Regions from separate parts of the Homo sapiens genome. Here region 2 is linked to region 1. A link is an interaction called in ENCODE POLR2A ChIA-PET data of the cell type or tissue named here. Cell type or tissue: PC-3. All regions are shown on one strand. Each heading gives the region's core, and the rest is flanking DNA. Links, peaks and the distances in the headings are about the cores only. Region 1 overlaps LOC105371024 (a long non-coding RNA gene). Region 2 has its middle 8.0 kb from the start of GCAWKR.

What was found. ChIA-PET counts read pairs that join two places held together with the same protein. Peaks named below come from ENCODE experiments on the same cell type or tissue, not always from the same donor. Only the 100,000 strongest peaks of a DNase experiment are listed, where the experiment ranks them.
Region 2: POLR2A ChIA-PET joins it to region 1 with 11 read pairs; 3 of 35 experiments call an interaction of 5 or more read pairs at or near these places.

What each region holds. Positions count from the first base shown.
Region 1 is chr15:100,729,734-100,738,070 of GRCh38, reverse strand. All of the region lies in intron 1 of LOC105371024 (a long non-coding RNA gene), which reads right to left. Among named protein-coding and RNA genes, the nearest start is that of GCAWKR, 120 kb to the left of the region's middle. In PC-3, for the core only: a CTCF peak has its summit at 1,212; DNase peaks (open chromatin) are centred at 4,690 and 5,230; H3K27ac peaks cover 2,098 bases.
Region 2 is chr15:100,837,618-100,845,954 of GRCh38, reverse strand. It overlaps the pseudogene PHF5AP6. Among named protein-coding and RNA genes, the nearest start is that of GCAWKR, 8.0 kb to the left of the region's middle. In PC-3, for the core only: no CTCF peak of the experiment used is centred there; a DNase peak (open chromatin) is centred at 4,294; H3K27ac peaks cover 2,933 bases.

The DNA of each region.
Region 1 (8,337 bases), core at 244-8,243:
TTGAGTTAAGGATGGAAGCTTCCCTCCGTTTCTTCACCTGAACAGAAACCAGTATTAAACCTTAATCTCCGGGCCTAGGAACATTTTACATTTGACCACTGTGACCCTCCAAAAGGCTGGGAGCAGGACATCCTGAAAATCAAACGAGGTGAGGCTAAAAATAATGTAGAATTGAGGAGTCTTCAATTAAGCTGTTTTGTAAAATGAGTCTAATGATTGATTTCTGCACAGCTGATCAGACAGGTCTTGAGGTTTATTCAGTTCTAGCGATAAGATGTCTCAGTACCCTGTTGGTGTGTGTGTGTAGTGGGGACAAGGAGGTGGCCTACTATCGTCATATCTGGTGTGTTTGCTTCCCTGGAGGTAATCGTCACTCAACAGAAAGTAAAGCTCAAAGACCCCAAAAGTCCTAGATATCCTCAGAGCTATTAATTGTTTTTGTTGTTGTTCTGCAGTAGAACCAGAAAAGTTGGTAAGGAAAGGTCTGGAAGAGGGAGTTCCAGCCTCCAGGCCCTGCCTCCGATGCCAGACGCGCTGTAGAAAGGTGTAAACTGCTCCACAATCCCACGCATGGGGAGAGAGATCCTGTTACCCTGACTTGCCTTCAGATCACCTCATGTTTTCTGAAAGCTGAGCTGCCTGTCATTTTGTCGGGACTATTGTGACCGCAGAGGCCTCTGAATCGCCCACTTGGCAGGACTCGCCAGGCTTCTTGCTAGCCCAGCCCAAGGTTCCCCGCAGGGGTTCACTCCACCATTTAATTATATGTGGTTTGAGAAGTCTGCGGTAATCCTCTGAAAATGGACGGCCTTTTTGTTCTCCTCTCACGGCAGAGGCTCCTAAAACAGGCCAACCAATCTTCATTGGTTCTGTAAGCAGTGAGGGGCAAGGATAACACAAAGGTTCTACCCAGGTTCCCAGCTCCCGGGGAACGCGTGGCAAGGGGCACAAATATCATCAAGAGGTAAGGGGTCCCCACCCATAGGCGCTCAACACACAGCTCACAAAGTGGAAGGCTGGGAGTCCAATCCAGCCTACAGACACTTAGTCTCTAACAAATTTTGATTTTTTTTTCTCAATTTGCTTGGAAATTTTAAGAGTTAAAACATTTTACATTAAGATCTGTATTTCTGGCCTCTCTTGAAAAATTGGGAGACTTAGCAGCTCCAGGCTGCATTCCCCAGGGCAACTGGGAGCTGGAGCTGAGGAATCATCGCCCCCTTCAGACAGGGCAGTGGATCTCAGAGCGTGGTCCTCATCAGTAGCAGCCACATCACCTGGACAGTTGTTAGAACTGTGGAGTCTGAAGGCCGGGTGGGGTGGCTCACGCCTGTAATCCCAGCACTTTGGGAGGCCGAGGTGGGTGGATCACAAGGTCAAGAGATGGCCAACATGGTGAAACCCTGTCTCTACTAAAAATACAACAATTAGCTGGGCATGGCGGTGCGTGCCTGTAGTCCCAGCTATTGGGGAGGCTGAGGCAGGAGAATTGCTTGAACCAAGAAGGCGGAGGTTGCAGTGATCCGAGATTGCGCCACTGCACTCCAGCCTGGTGAAAGAGCAAGACTCTGTCAAAAAACAAAAAAAGAAAGAAAAAGAAATGTGAACTCTGAAAAAATCAAACTTGCAGAAGATGAGAGTAGAATGGTAACTACCAGAGACTGGGGACGGGGAATGGGGATGGGGAGATGTTGACCAAAGGGGTTCACAGTTTCAGCCAGACAGGAGGACTAGGTTTTTGAGATCTATTGTATGATATGGTGACCATGGTCAGTAATAACGTAATATATTTAAAAATTACTAGAAGAATAGATTTCAAATGTTCTCACTACAAAGAAACGACAAATATGTGAAGTGATGGATGTGTTACTCTAGCTTGATATAATCATTCCACAATGTATACATGTATCAAAACATCGTATTTTACCCCATAAGTATATGCAATTGTTATTTGTCAATTAAAAGTAAAACTTCAAATTAGCATGCATGGTGACATGCGCCTGTACTCCCAGCTGCTTGGGAGCCTAAGCCCAGGAGGCGGAGGTTGCAGTGAGCCGAGACTGCGCTACTGCACTCCAACCTGGGTGTCAGAGTGAGACTCTGTCTCAAAAACAAAAACAAACAAACAAACAAACAAATCCAAATAAAGAAGAAAGAGAAATGCACGTTTTCAACCCCAGAACCACTGCCTCAGACACTCCGGCGTAGGGCCCAGCACTCTGTGTTCTGACAAGCCCTGCAGGGAGTCTGATGCTTGAATTTGAGGATGGCTGAGACCGAGCCTGGGTACTGTTTCCAAAGTGCCCACTCTGCCCTGATGCCTACTCCCAGCCTGGATCTACATCAAGTGTTGATGCTACCAGCCTCTGTGTTTGTGACCCCTAGCTTCACTGCTTTTGCATTTTGTATTTTGCATTTGCATTTTGTATTTGTACTCCACTCAGCTGGAATAGTTGGCAGCAATGTGCCTTGTTCTCTGCATACAAGGGGTGATGGGAGAAGGCTCTGATGTGCCTCCAGGCCAGGCTACAAAGTCAAAAGTCAAGCAGCAAGCGCTGAAGGCTCAATGCATGAAGACCCAAAAGAAGCTGAAAAGAAGAGAGGTGGCAGGAGAAGACCCTGGATCGATGCCACCTGGATCTAGTCACTTTCATCCCCCACCCTGGGGCGCCTTCTCACCCATATACATGTGACTTGGTGCAGCTGTAAGTGGCTATGTGCATATTTATGTGTTTCTAATATTTGTCCTGAGTTGTGCATTTTTCTGCCTGCTCTTCTGTCTCTACTTCAGAAGACACTTCCCTCTCTACAACCCAGGGCAAGGGTTGGGCCCTTACATCCTCTAAGCCCAGGGGTCTGCTGGGCAAAAATACTCACGGCCACCACAAAGATGGAGTGGAGCTGATCTGGCCGGGCTCTCAGCAAGAGGGCACAGAGGAAAATGTAGGCAAAAGCCAGGAGAGCTGTATGGACAGCTGTGGTGTCAACACTTGGCTACCTGGATCATGGCTGCCACTGATAAAATGGGCAAAAAAATGACAGCCCACTGGCTTGAAAAGGGGAGCAGAGCAGGCCTGAGCTGCCAAGGTCAAGGACAGGTGGGATTTGCTGTAGTGCCGCAGCCTGGCCATGGTGCTTGGCACAAAGCAGACACAGCCTAAGTATTTGCCGGAAAGAAGAAATAAAACAGTGTGGCACTGAAGTTGGGCTGAGGGGGCCCTGACATTTGCTCACTTACTCATTCCTCCATCTGTTCACTCACTGCATGTGGCGCTTTTGTACCAGGCCCTGCTCCAAGCACAATCGGGAGCCAGGGGTTCAGTGACACACTCAGCTGAATGGAGAAAGCAAAGAATTTCCATTAACACCTGCAAAACATGCAGGTGCAGGATGGGCTGCCAGGTGCCAGGAGCTCTCATGTCATTTCATTTAAGTGGCTGCTCCTTCCTCAGCTGATCTAGGTTCCCGCAGCATCACACCAACCCCCTAGGTATGATCTGGGTCTCCCCTGCTTGAGGAAAGAAGGAAGAAGATAGGAGGACCTAATCTGTGCCCATGTGGAGCTAGGAGCCTTAGACTCTGACTGCCCTGAGAGCGGTGGGCAACATATTCATTTATATTGGAAAGATAATAATTACAACGAATATTATATTATTATGGTAGCAGCAGCAGGAATAACAGTAATAGCTGCCTTTATTGCCTGATGTATTAATCCATTCTCACACTGCTATAAAGAAGTACCTGAGACTGGGTAATTTATAAAGAAAAGAGGTTTAATTGACTAACAGTTCCACAGAGTGTACAGAAGGCATGGCTGGGAGGCCTCAGGAAATTGGTGGAGAGTGGTAGAAGGGCAAGGGAAAGCAAGCACATCTTCACATGGCAGCAGGAGAGAAAGAGAGCAAAGGGGGAAGTGCTACGTACTTTCAAACAACCAGATCTTGTGAGAACTCATTCACTATCATGAGAACAGCAAGGGAGAAATCCTCCCCCGTGATCCAATCACTTCCCACCAGGTCCCTCCCCCAACATTGGGGATTACAATTCAACATGAGATTTGGGTGGGGACACAGAGTCAAACCGTATCACCAGAGTTCTCACTAAGATATAGGCCAATGAGTCAGGCATATTTTCTGCATTTGGTCATTTTCTCATCACAACAGTCAAAAGGATTAGATATTTTGATCTTATTTTACAAATGAAGAAGCTCAGTATTAGGGAGTTTGGGTGTCAGGCATCTTTTCAAATCCAGTGAGGTACAATAGAAGAGCCAACCCTATATAAGACACGGCAAAGGAAAGAAAACAAAATTAGAGTCCAAGAACCTAAGTCTAAACCTCACTTGGCTCTAGTAATTATTAGCTACAGGCCACCACATACAGCTGCCCAGGTTGTCTACTGCATCACAACCCCAGGAGATGCTTTTCACTGAGAGAGCAGTGTGAATGCTCTCTCAGGTTGTGCAACCTGGTGGCCCTTGTTAGTTCTATGGCCACCTAACCTCCTCTCAGGGTATCGTGAGGGTTCAAGGAGATGTCTGCACCAAGTCTTTGTGTGCAAAGCCTGTGGCTCCAGGGATTTCATACCTGTCTTTCCACTGGATGTCTTCTTGGTGGGGAATCTGCTGCAGGTCACCAGGATTAGCCAAGCCCTGGCTGGCAGAGACAAACATTCTCAGAATGTCAGTTTACTGCCTTCTGTGGAATGCGGCAGCCTGGAGACAAACAGGAACTGGAGCCAAGGACTCGTGTCTCTGGCCCCAGCTCTTCATTGTTAAATGCTCTCTTCACAGCCACGGGCTAACAGAGAAGCCACCAACAGATGGTTCTGCTTTGCAGCGTGATGGAAACTTAGGCCCATCCCCTCCTCGTTTACAGTGCGTGCCAGCACCAGCCATCCTTGTCACAAAAAGATACCCAAGAAACAGCAGAGAGCCAAGACTCTCATCAATAGAGAGCTGCAAGCTTCCCCCCATGGAGCTGAGAATGGGGTACTGAACAGGGTCTGAACCCAGCACAAACTCTTCATGGGATTTGGTAGCACTGGGCTTCTAGAGGGCAAAAGAAGCTTCCAAACAGACAAAAATATAATGGCAGGTTTATGTTCTTCCTGGAAAATCTGATGACAAGTTCTCATGGAATGAAAGAATTGGCCTAAAATATGACTTGGCTCCAGGTACAAACATCAGTGTTGGTCAGCCCAGGGATCCTAACTTAGCCAAGAACTGAGGAACCACATATAAGAAGCCTCGAGGGGCATGGTCCCTCCTGCAGTGCTGTGTCCTGGAATTCATCTCCAAGCCACTGTGACCTTTCTCCTATATTACCTTGTTGCTATTCCCGTGCACACAACTCTCACTGGCTTGTTTTTTTGCCCGAGGCCTTCAACAAGGCTCACCTGCTCTCAGAAAAGCACTATGGATACTAGGCTTGCTTCTCATCTAAGGATACCCCTGTTGGGAGGGAGCCACCAACACAGCATGCTGGGGCTGAGCCGAGACCCCTTCCTCGCAGCTGGTGGACTGGGGATGAAGACCCCCAAGCTGGGCCTGGGGATTTGGGGTTGGGACTTGGAAATGCCTGATAGGATTTGTCACACACACTTGAATTGAAAACATGTCAGCAAGGAAGTTCAAGGTTGAACAGAGTCTCTTTAAGGTCTGACCTTTGGTCTGCCTAGAGAGCCACGTGGACGGGGAAATGATAATGAGAGAAGGGGGCCCAGAAAGAAAGAGGGGAAAGGCTCCTTCCTGGATTCTCTCTGGATTTCCCATTCCTGGGTCCAGGTCTTCCTGAGCTGTCCATTCCTTTAGGCTCCCCATGTCCTTAAAATAAATGCACCCCATTTGCACACTTTTCTATTTTTTGCCTGTTTGAGAGGATCACCATTACTGGGAGGTGACAACTTGCCCTGACTTGAACCTCCAGCAGTCACAAAGCAGTGCAAGGATGTGGAAGCCCCAGTTTCAGACATCATCTCCCAACTTTATGCTTAAAACATAGGGCACATATGTGACAACTCCCATGACTGTTTAATGACAGTGAGGACATCCATGTTCCTCATCCTTGTTCATCTTTGCACTATCCTTTTGAGGCAATTGTTGTTCCCAGTTTACAGGTAAAAACACTGAGGCTCAGAGAGGTTAAGCAACTTGCCTAAAGTCACACAGCTTCTGCTAATTCAGTGTATTCCTCAACTCATCCTCCAGTGCTAGAGGCCCCTGGTCAGAAGGGCTTACAGAATTAACAAACCTTAACCAGAGCAGGACTCTGAGGAGTTTACTAGTCTCATTAAGGCCCTGACACATGTTTTAAATTCATTCATTTTCTCAAGCTCTGGGGAAAGCTTGCAAAAGCAGCCCAGTGGATGGCAGCTGTGGCGACAGATCACGTCCTCGGGGCTTCATTCAATGACTCACTCTCCTTGTCAGATTGAGCCCCTCTACTGCTGTGGCCGTTGCCTGGAGAAGAGGAGACGGCTCTGCCTGCTGCCGCCCCTGCCCTGGGTGAGAACCACCAGGGCAACCTGCCATAAATGCAGCTCTCCGGGTCCCCTCTAAGATGGATGGAATCAGATCCTACCAATGTCCATCCTACAATCTGCTTGTTTAAAAAGTGATTGCACAATTAGCCGGGTGTGGTGGCAGATGTCTATAATCCCAGCTACTGGGGAGGCTGAGGCAGGAGAATCGCTTGAACCCAGGAGGTGGAGGTTGCAGTGAGCTGAGATCACACCACTGCACTCCAGCCTGGGTAGCAGAGCGACAGTCCATCTCAAAAAAAAAAAAAAAAGTGGTTGCACAGAGCCTTATGTGCACTTGAACTTCAGACCTAAGTCACCATTTTGGAGACTTGAGGCCCATGTGTTCTCCAAGTGAACTGAAAGTCCTCCTTGTGGGCTTTCCCCCAGGGTTTCACTTCCATTCCTTTCCTGTCATTTCTTTCCTTTCCTTAGTGCTTTTGGTTCCTTGGAGCTACTGTGTGAGTGGGCCTGAGAGTGCTCGGGAAGTCAGATGAGGATGCTGCCATCACGCTGTCTTCCCAGCCATGTGGGAGGTCAGCCTGGGTGGTTCTGGAAATTTGCTACCCACTGACTGAGAGAGCAAAGACTGTCCCCAGGAAACAACTGGGTGACTCCCAGCACCTTCAGTGGGCCCTGGGCCCCAAAGGCCACTTTCCTGGCTGGTGGTCGCTGAGGGTTAACAGTGCCCCTGAGCAGTGTCACTTTAGAATCTTTATAAAGGCTGTGCTGGGCAACAGTCAAGTCGGCCGGGGAGGGCATTGGTTGAGGTTGTCTTGACTGTCTGCAAGGCTGAGAACACCTGAATCATCCATCTCAAACATGGGGGTAGGTGTGTAAACAGAAAGGGGGCCGGAGGAGTCCTCTGACATGCACCCTGCTGGTCAGCGCTGAGCCCAGGCCCTGGCAGAAAGGGCAGCCACCACTCAGCTCCCACTGATTGGGCCACATGGAGATGCATCCTGGAATTGAAAAGATCATCTGGATTTTCAAGAAATGGGAAATTCTGATTTTATGTGAAATTTCCCAACTTGTAATAAAATATCGGCATGTAATTTAATTTATAAACAACACCCTATACTGGCCAAACAAAATTATCTGCTGACTGGATGCGGCCCCCAGGCTGTCTGTTGTGGCCTCTGCTGTCAACGTTGTCTAAGAGGTAGTGGCTCTGCAAGGAGAGTGCATTGGCTTTGCTCAGACATGAACCTTCTGGTAGACAGTCTCAGCCTGTGGCTGCAGGCCAGCAGGGCAGAACCACCCAGGACACAGAGGCTGGGGTGGCAGGCACCAGAGGCTGAGCCATGGCTAGGCATGAGCTGGCCTGGAGAGCAGGTGTGGATAGGGACATCCGTTTATTCTTTTTTTTTTTTTTTTTGACACGGAGTTTCGCTCTTGTAGCCCAGGCTGCAGTGCAATGGCGTGGTCTTGGCTCACTGCAACCTCTGCCTCCTGGGTTCAAGTGATTCTCTTGCCTCAGCCTCCTGAGTAGCTGGAATTACAGGTGCACCCCATCATGCCTGGCTAATTTCCGTACCATTAGTAGAGATGGAGTTTCACCATGTTGGCCAGGCTGGTCTCGAACTCTTGACCTCAGGTGATCCACCCGCCTTGGCCTCCCAAAATGCTGGGATTACAGGTGTGAGCCACCGCGCCTGGCCTATTCTTTCAGCAAATATTTACTAGCTGCAGCATACGAGGCACTGAGATACATGGCAGCTTGTTAATTTCCTGGGGCTGCTGTAACAAATCACAACAGACTCGGTGGCTTTAAACAACAAAAATGTATCCTCTCACAGTTCTGGAGGCCAGAAGTTA
Region 2 (8,337 bases), core at 280-8,279, 110 kb before region 1:
TTGAGGAGTTGACAGTGAAGCTAACCCAGTGAAAAACGTGTTCTTGCAGCAACTCTGGTGGCAGTTGTCCTTGAGGGGGCTTTGGTGTGTGGAAGCTATCAAAACAAGAAATGTGCACATTTAGTCTTGTAACACTTACCTGGCGGTGCTGGTTTCGTGTTATTTTCCTTTAAAAAAATTGGGGACCCCGCACGGTGGCTCAAGCCTGTAATCCCAGCATTTTGGGAGTCTGAGACGGGTGGATCACTTGAGATCAGGAGTTCGAGACCAGCCTGGCCAACATGGTGAAACCCCGTCTCTACTACAAATACAAAAATTAGCCGGGTGTGGTCTTGCGCATCTGTAGTCCCAGCTACTCGGGTGGCTGAGGCATGAGAATCTCTTGAACCCAGGAGGCAGAGGTTGCACTGAGCGAAGATCGCACCACTGCACTCCAGCCTGGGCAACAGAGCAAGACTCTGTCTCAAAACAAACAAAAAATGCTATCACATTAATAAAGTTGGTGTTTATTTTATTTTATTTTTATTTTTATTTTAAAAAAAGAGTTCTCTTAGGTAAATACACAGCTACTCTGATTCGAGTCTCAAATGGGACCTAACCATGAGCCAAAAAGCAGAGTGGTCAGATGATTTCTGATGCACCCCCTGCTGTCTTTCTGAAAGGCACAGTGGCAGGATGCCTGAGTGTCCGGGCCTCTGCTCCTGGAGGGGTCAAGAAGCAGCCCACGCTCAGATACTTTCTGGCCCCTCCCTAGGGCCACTTGCACACCTCTCTCTCCAGTGACATGAAAGAACCTCCCTGAGAGGCCAGAATCAGACATCTGTGACCTGGGCCCTTCAGGGGTAAGTCTTGGTCAGCAGATGCAACCCTCTAAAGTGACCGACTTTATCTGACCTTGGGACAATGGGTCTAAATGACCCTGGGATAACAGCTAAGGGTGGCTCCGCCTAGGCAAGGTGTTGTCCCCATGTATCTTTCCCAGATTCGAAGGCCTCTTAGCCCTTCACTTGATCAGGTGGCAGAGACCTCACACCAGGCAAACAAGCTGTTCACACTGTGGACCACATACCCTCCAGGTGTCATCTGAGGTCATGTGGTCATGCTTAGAAAACATCGCTCTCACCGGAGCACCCGACGTTGTCGCGTTAGGAGTGGGCCCACATTTCACTCCAGCAATCCAGCCCTGTCTAAAACATACCCGGACAGCTCAGGGCTTGGGGAGCATGATTTTGATTTTCCTTGTAAGTGACAAATCCTTGTTCTTTGAGGGCGGGCTTCATTTTGAAAACAGTTCTAAGTCACTCAGATCTGGTGTAGAAATAATCATAGTAGGTAACACCATTTTTGTTTTCTTTAAAAAAAATCTTTTGAACGTAAGCAAGGTAATGAGATCACTTTTTTTTATGAGACTTATTAACCTTTTTTGGTGAGGTTTATTGGCAAGGTGAGTCCACATTCTGCAATTCCAAGCATGTTCCAAAGCTGCATCGTGGGAGCGGGAGTCCAGCCACCCAAAGGGGCTGCTTTGAAAGGCAGCACCCGGAGGAATGTGCGGATTTGGATCCAGCTGTTCGGGACTCAAGTCTATTCCATGCTTTTCCAACACAGCTGCGCTCTGACAGAGGCACCCACTAACTGGGTCCATCCTACGTCCTGGCACTTCCCCACACAGTGACCTGCATGCTTGTTAGTTGCATCCAGGTTCAAGAAGCATTTATCTAAACAGTACATTCTGTAACTTATTACATGTCATCAGTCAATCAGCCAGAGATCATAGTACGGAAACTATTTGAATTATTTTCTGCTTTCCTTCAAAATACTGTCCCAGGGCTGTTGTGGGTCACTGACATTTACAAATTATCCTCACATCAAGAATTAGAGAATACTTTGGACTCAACCAAAAACAAAACCAACAACAACAACAACAAAAACCACCAAACGAATCCTCACTGCAAACTCTATTTCAGAGGGTCTCCGTAGTACCAGCGTCTTCTGGTACTAGGTCTGTATCACTAACTTCTTTCTTGCTAGTTTCCCATTATCTACGTTAAAAAAAAAAAAGAGCATGTCCCAGTTAAGTGACTTGTGCTTATTTTTGTGAACATAACTCTTGTTGCTAAAATAGGACAGGGTAAAGCTGATGGTCCCGCTGTAAAATATGAAAAGTTTCCAATTTCTTCTATTACCTGGTAAAATGTTTCCCTTCCAGAGAGACAGCTAGAATTTAGCTGTCCAGCAAGAGGACTAAGCAACTTCTCTGCCAGAGGGTGGTTGAGCCCTCAAACCCGTGCTGCCGACTTTAGGTTGTACATGTATGTATTCTGGGGAATGTGTGCAGGATTCTGGTTTGGCTGTATTTCTGGACGTTATTTATGTCAGTTGAGTCACGTGGCAAGTTTGCTATAGCCGGTCTTCAAAAACGTGGACAAGACTCTGGTTGCCTGGAAAGTACAATGATGATGAAAGAAAGGGAAATAGGCTCACACCATAAACAAAGCTAGAAACAAGGAATTTAGTGAAAACATAGAAAATATGTTGTGCATGTGAACTGACTCAGGCCAAAATTAAACAAACCAGGCAGGAAGAGAGAGACTTTCCAGCTCGCTGAGGGTTTAAGGCGGCCTTCTCTGATTGTTATCTGCTGCTGATTACCTGGTTTTGAAGGTAAAAGCAAAATGTGCTCACACCTCCGAGGATAACAATCCCCTCAGCAGAAACTCTAGCACCAAATCCAACCCTGGCGCTGTGGCTGCAGAATTTCACTTTTCGCTTTATCTCTGCTGTCCATCTGGGCTGTCAGGCCTGTCACATACCTGCAGCCTACAGCCTGGAAACCAGGGACTTTGATGTTCTAAAGGACGCTTTATCTGGGGTAATTTTGGCCAATTCTTACGTTATTGTGTAGGATATTCAGAGATGCAGAGAATGAGCGATGGCTTTGTCTGCTAAGATCAGAGCAATTTGCAAGCTTTACTGAGGGACAAGGTCTCATAAAGGAACTTTTGAGCTGGAGTCTGTCAACACCACTGAGAACTGGCATGACATCAAGCTCCATGATTATGGATAGCTTCAGCATCAGTGGGCAGAGAGAAAGGCTGTGGGCATGTGGAATTCCTCCTAGCCAGAGCAGGAAGCCTTGCAGCTTATGACTGGCTTCATATTAGATTAATTTTTTTAATTAAAAAGGTAATCATATACATGGGAACAAAGTCAAATTGTACAATGGAAAACAAGTCTGTCTCCCATCCTAAATTCCTTGTTGAGTTCTCCTCTCAGGAGCAGTCATTGTTGCCCAATTTATGTGGGCGTAAATAATCTAGGAGTTCATCAAGCATGGTCCTACTCCAGCTTCTACACAGAAGGGAGTGGCACCACCATACCCTCTGTCTCCTGCTCTGTTCACGTAGTATCTTGTAGGTCATTCTTTAACTGTGATAATGGCTATGTCTTTTGTGTTCTCACTATGTCCAGAACACCAGGCTTGGTATTTGTACCTATATTTGTAATCCTCTCAACAGTTTATGAGGTGGGTACAATTATGAAGCTCGTTTTACAGATGCACAAATAAAGGCATGGAGGGATACATGACCTGCCCAAGGTCTCCAGTCTAGAGAGGCCAACCCAGGATTTTAACCCCAGAACCTGTTCAAGACAACTACCAGTGTTATCACCCTAGAGGCACCTCATTCTTAAAAACCAATACTATTATATCATACTTCATAGATACAATAGAAAGTATAAGGAGTATGTAGTATTTTTTTTGAGATGGAGTCTTGCTCTGTCACCCAGGCTGGAGTGAAATGGTGTGATCTCCGCTCACTGCAACCTCTGCCTCCCAGGTTCAAGTGATTCTCCTGCCTCGGCCTCCCAAGTAGCTGGGATTACATGTGCCCGCCACCAAGCCCAGCTAATTTTTTTGTGTTTTTAGTAGAGACGGAGTTTCACCATGTTGGCCAGGCTGGTCTCGAACTCCTGACATTAGGTGATCCGCCCACCTCGGCCTCCCAAAGTGCTGGGATTACAGGAGTGAGCCACCGCACCCGGCCCAGGAGTATGTAGTATGAAGCACAGTAGTAAAATAAAAAATTGCAGGGGTTCCATATACTCTCTTGCTGTATAAAAATCATTTTACTCCGCATGTAATAATATCTAAATAATATCTCATTTTGTTTCTCTTCTCTTCTTTTTGAAGTAAAAATTATGTCATAGTTCCTCGTTCATTTTCACCACTCTGTTGTACTCCTTTGGGTGGATGTATCATAACTTACTTAACCAGTCTAACCGATGGGCATTCAGAATGTTTGAATCATTTGGCTGTTATTTGTAACAACCATGACCCTGCTTCTATATATGTCTTTGCATACCTCTCTGAGTATCCTCAAGGATAAAAGCCCAGGTCAAAAGCCCCAGTCAACTGGGTCAAGGGCTAGATAGGGCTAAGTTTGCCATACAAGGAGTTACACCAATGATCTCTTTCACAGTTGTTGAATGAGAGTCCTGCTTCATCACAATAGTTGGTAAAGTTAATTTTTTTTTTGTCCTGGCCAGTTTGAAAAGTAAAAGCTTTCTACTTTTAAATTAAATAACATTTATTTAATTATGATTGAGGTCAAGTAGCCATTTGTATTCCATTTGTACATGAAAATAGCCTCACTTATTTATCTGTTACTTGTCTTTTCTTATTGAATCTCAACCGATCATTACAAATTGTGGAAATTAGCACTTTCTCTATATTATCTGTGACAAATGCTTTCCCGCAGATTGTCATTTATTTTTTAACTCTGTTTATGGTAATTTTTCCTAAACAGAATTATGTGGTCAGATTCATAACTTTTATCATGTTGGAATATTATGTTTTATGTAGAAAGCCCTTCCAAAAACACTCAAGGGTCTTTTTTTTTTAATGTTCTCAAGTTTTACTCTAATAATTTGGCAGTTTTATCTTTCGTATGTGTTTAAATATTCATCCATCTACTAGAAGTTTTTGATTGAATGAAATGAGATAAAAATTTTTATATTACTTTTTACAGATTGCTACCCTGGTACCCCAACTCCACTTTTGAATTATCTACCCTTTTACCCACTGATTTGAAATACAGTTTTTAAAAATATTATTTCATTTTTTTTAAGACAGGATCTCGCTCTGTCACCCAGGCTGGAGTGCAGTGACACGATCACAGCTCACTGCAGCCTTGACCTCCTGGGCTCAAGTGATCCTCCGATCTCAGCCTCCCGAGTAGCTGGGACCACAGGCACGTGTGCCACTACAACCAGCTAATTTTTAAAAATTATTTATAGAGATGGTATCTACCTATGTTACCCAGGCTTGTCTCAAACTCCTAGGCTCAAGCAATCCTCCTGCCTCAGCTTCCCAAAGTGTTGAGATTACAGGCATGAGCCACTGCACCCAGCCTGAAATACAGTTGGATCATACATCAAATTGTTATATGCATTTGGCCTGTTTCTTTACTCACTGCATGATTCCATTGATCTTTTTGACTGTTCACACATGAAAACCAAACTACAGCTCTACAATATTTTTAAATTATTGCTCTCTTTAAATTATTGCTCTTTTGAGTTTTCACAGTTTTTCTGGAAATGATCAAATGTTTATTTTTTTCTGCGTGAATTTTTCTTTAGCTTGTGTAGTTAAAAAAGGAGGAGATCCTATTGATATTTTTATTGAGATCACATTAGTTTAGGCAGAATTATTTTCAGCATTTACAACACTGATGTTTTCTACCCAATAATAAAGTAGTTCCCCCATATTTTAGTCTTCTCTTGTCTTTTGGTATCATTTATAAAGTATATTTATATAGGACATGTGTATTTCTTAAAAATTATAGTCCCAGATATTCTTTTTTTTTTACTCTTTTCTTCCATTATATTTTCTAGTGAGTTGCTGCTTGCACATGAGAAGCTACTAATTTTTGTTTAATTTTGTCACCAGGGATCTTACTAAGTCTCTTAATTGTTTACAACAGTTTTTCAGTTGATTCTCCTGTGTGAGTGTGTATTTGAGGCATACTATTGTATGATCTGCAAATAATAAAACATTTACTTCCTTCTCAATTTTTTTTGCATTTTTTTCTCTTGTCTAATTATATTAATGAGTAATTCAAATACAATTTAGAATTGTTGTGGTAATTGTGAGCATCTTGATCTCTTTCTTGACTTCAGTAGAAATATTTTGTCATTAAACACAATTCCGGCACCTGCACATGTGTGTAAAATCATGATAAATGAGTACGTTCCTATTTTATTAAGACATTAAATGTGAATTGTGTTGAACTTAATGCTTTTTCTTTTGTTTTCTTTTCTTTTTTTTTTTTTTTTTTTTTTTTGAGATGGTTCTCGCTCTGTCACCCAGGCTAGAGTGCAGTGGTAAGATCTTGGCTCACTGCAACCTCCACCTCCTGGGTTCAAGCAATTCTCCTGCCTTGGCCTCCCTAGTAGCTGGGATAACAGGCGCCCACCACCATGCCTGGCTAATTTTTTTGTATTATTAGTAGAGAGGGGTTTCACCATGTTTGCCAGCCTGGTCTCGAACTCCTGACCTCAGGTGATCTGCCCGCCTCTGCCTCCCAAAGTGCTGGGATTACAGGCATGAGCCACCACATCCAGCCGAACTTAATGCCTTTTCTAAATCTATGGACAAACTAATGTAGTTTTTCTCTTTTCACCTACTCCATGTTATATTAGTAGATTTCCTACTTTGGGGCATTTTCCCATCTTAGATTGAACTCCATGTTGGCTATGGTGGATTTTTCTTTTAAAGCATGGTTGGATTAGAGTTTTTTTTAACTATGTTCATGGGTGAGATTGGTTTATATTTTTCTTTTGGGAGGCATTCTCAAATGTTGTTATCTCTCTCTGTGTGTGTGTATATATATATACATATATATATATATACACACACATTTTTATTCATAAAAATAATTGGTTAAATGGAGCACAATATCTTGGATTGAATCTGGGAACAGAAAAGGATCATCAGTGGAAAAAGAATGGGTGAAATCCAAATAAAATCTGTAGGTTAGTTAATAGTTCTGTACCATTAATAGTTTCTTAGTTTTGACAAATGTACTCTGGTTATAGAATACATTACCAGTACGGAAAGCTGGGAGAAGGCTGTATGGAAACTCCCTGTATTATCTTTGCAAGTCTTCTGTAAATCTAAAAGTATTCAAAAATAAAAGTTCTGAAATAAAACATACTTCGTAAGATTTCCTTCTTCATTATTCATAGCAGTTTCAATAACATTGGCGGTATCAGCATTTTGGATGGTTGATGAAATCCGTTTACAAAATCAACTGCGCTGAGTGCTCCCTTGAAGTCTCTGCTATGTGAACTACTCTGTTTCTATTTCTCTCTTTTCATTTCTGTATTTAGTAACTTATATCTTATTAGAAAACCATGAGGTTTTCATATTTATTTCTGCAAAATTGAGCAGGGTAATCATTTATTATTTTAAAATTTTCCTTGCAGCTGAGAATTTTCCGATTTCATACCTATTTTTTTTTCTTTTTGTGGTTTTCTGCCATTTTCCTTGATTTGGTTAATTTTTCTCCTTTTATATTTATTATCTCTCCCTGCAATTTTCTCAAATTTATTTTATTTGTCTTGCCTTAATTTTTTTTTTTTTTTTTTTTTTTTTTGAGACCGGGTCTCACTCTGTTGCCCAGGTTGGAGCGCAGTGGCGTGATCTTGGCTCACTGCAACTTCCGCCTCCCAGGTTCAAGAGACTCTCCTGCCTCAGCCTCCCTTGTAGCTGGGATTACTGGCATGTGCCACGATGCCAAGCTAATTTTTGTATTTTTAGTAGAGATGGGGTTTCACCACGTTGGCCAGGCTGGTCTCGAACGCCTGACCTCAGGTAATCCACCCACCTCAGCCTCCCAAAGTGCTGGGATTACAGGTGTGAGCCACCACTCCCAGTACTTTTTTTTAGTTGAGTGTATATACTGTTAATTTAAGTACTTAAAGCTATGAAATTCCCTCAACATATTGCTTTAGCTATATCATATAGCTTCTGATAAATGTTTTTGTATTATTTTTATTTCATAATATTCTGCAGTTCTGTTTTCTATTTTATTTTGGACCTGAGTTCTGTATAAGAGAAAATTTAAAAGTTTTTAGGGATCTGTTGCTTTTAAAAGTAACACTCGCTAGATTGGTTATTTTTATTTTTGAACAAGTCCTTACAGTGAGTAACCACTGTCATTTTTTTCTCTATGAATATTTTTATTTGATCATGAATACTTGCAAAACAAAAGCAGACATACAGTAAAATTCTTTATCTTCATTTCTGCCATATCTTCCCACACTTTAAAAAGT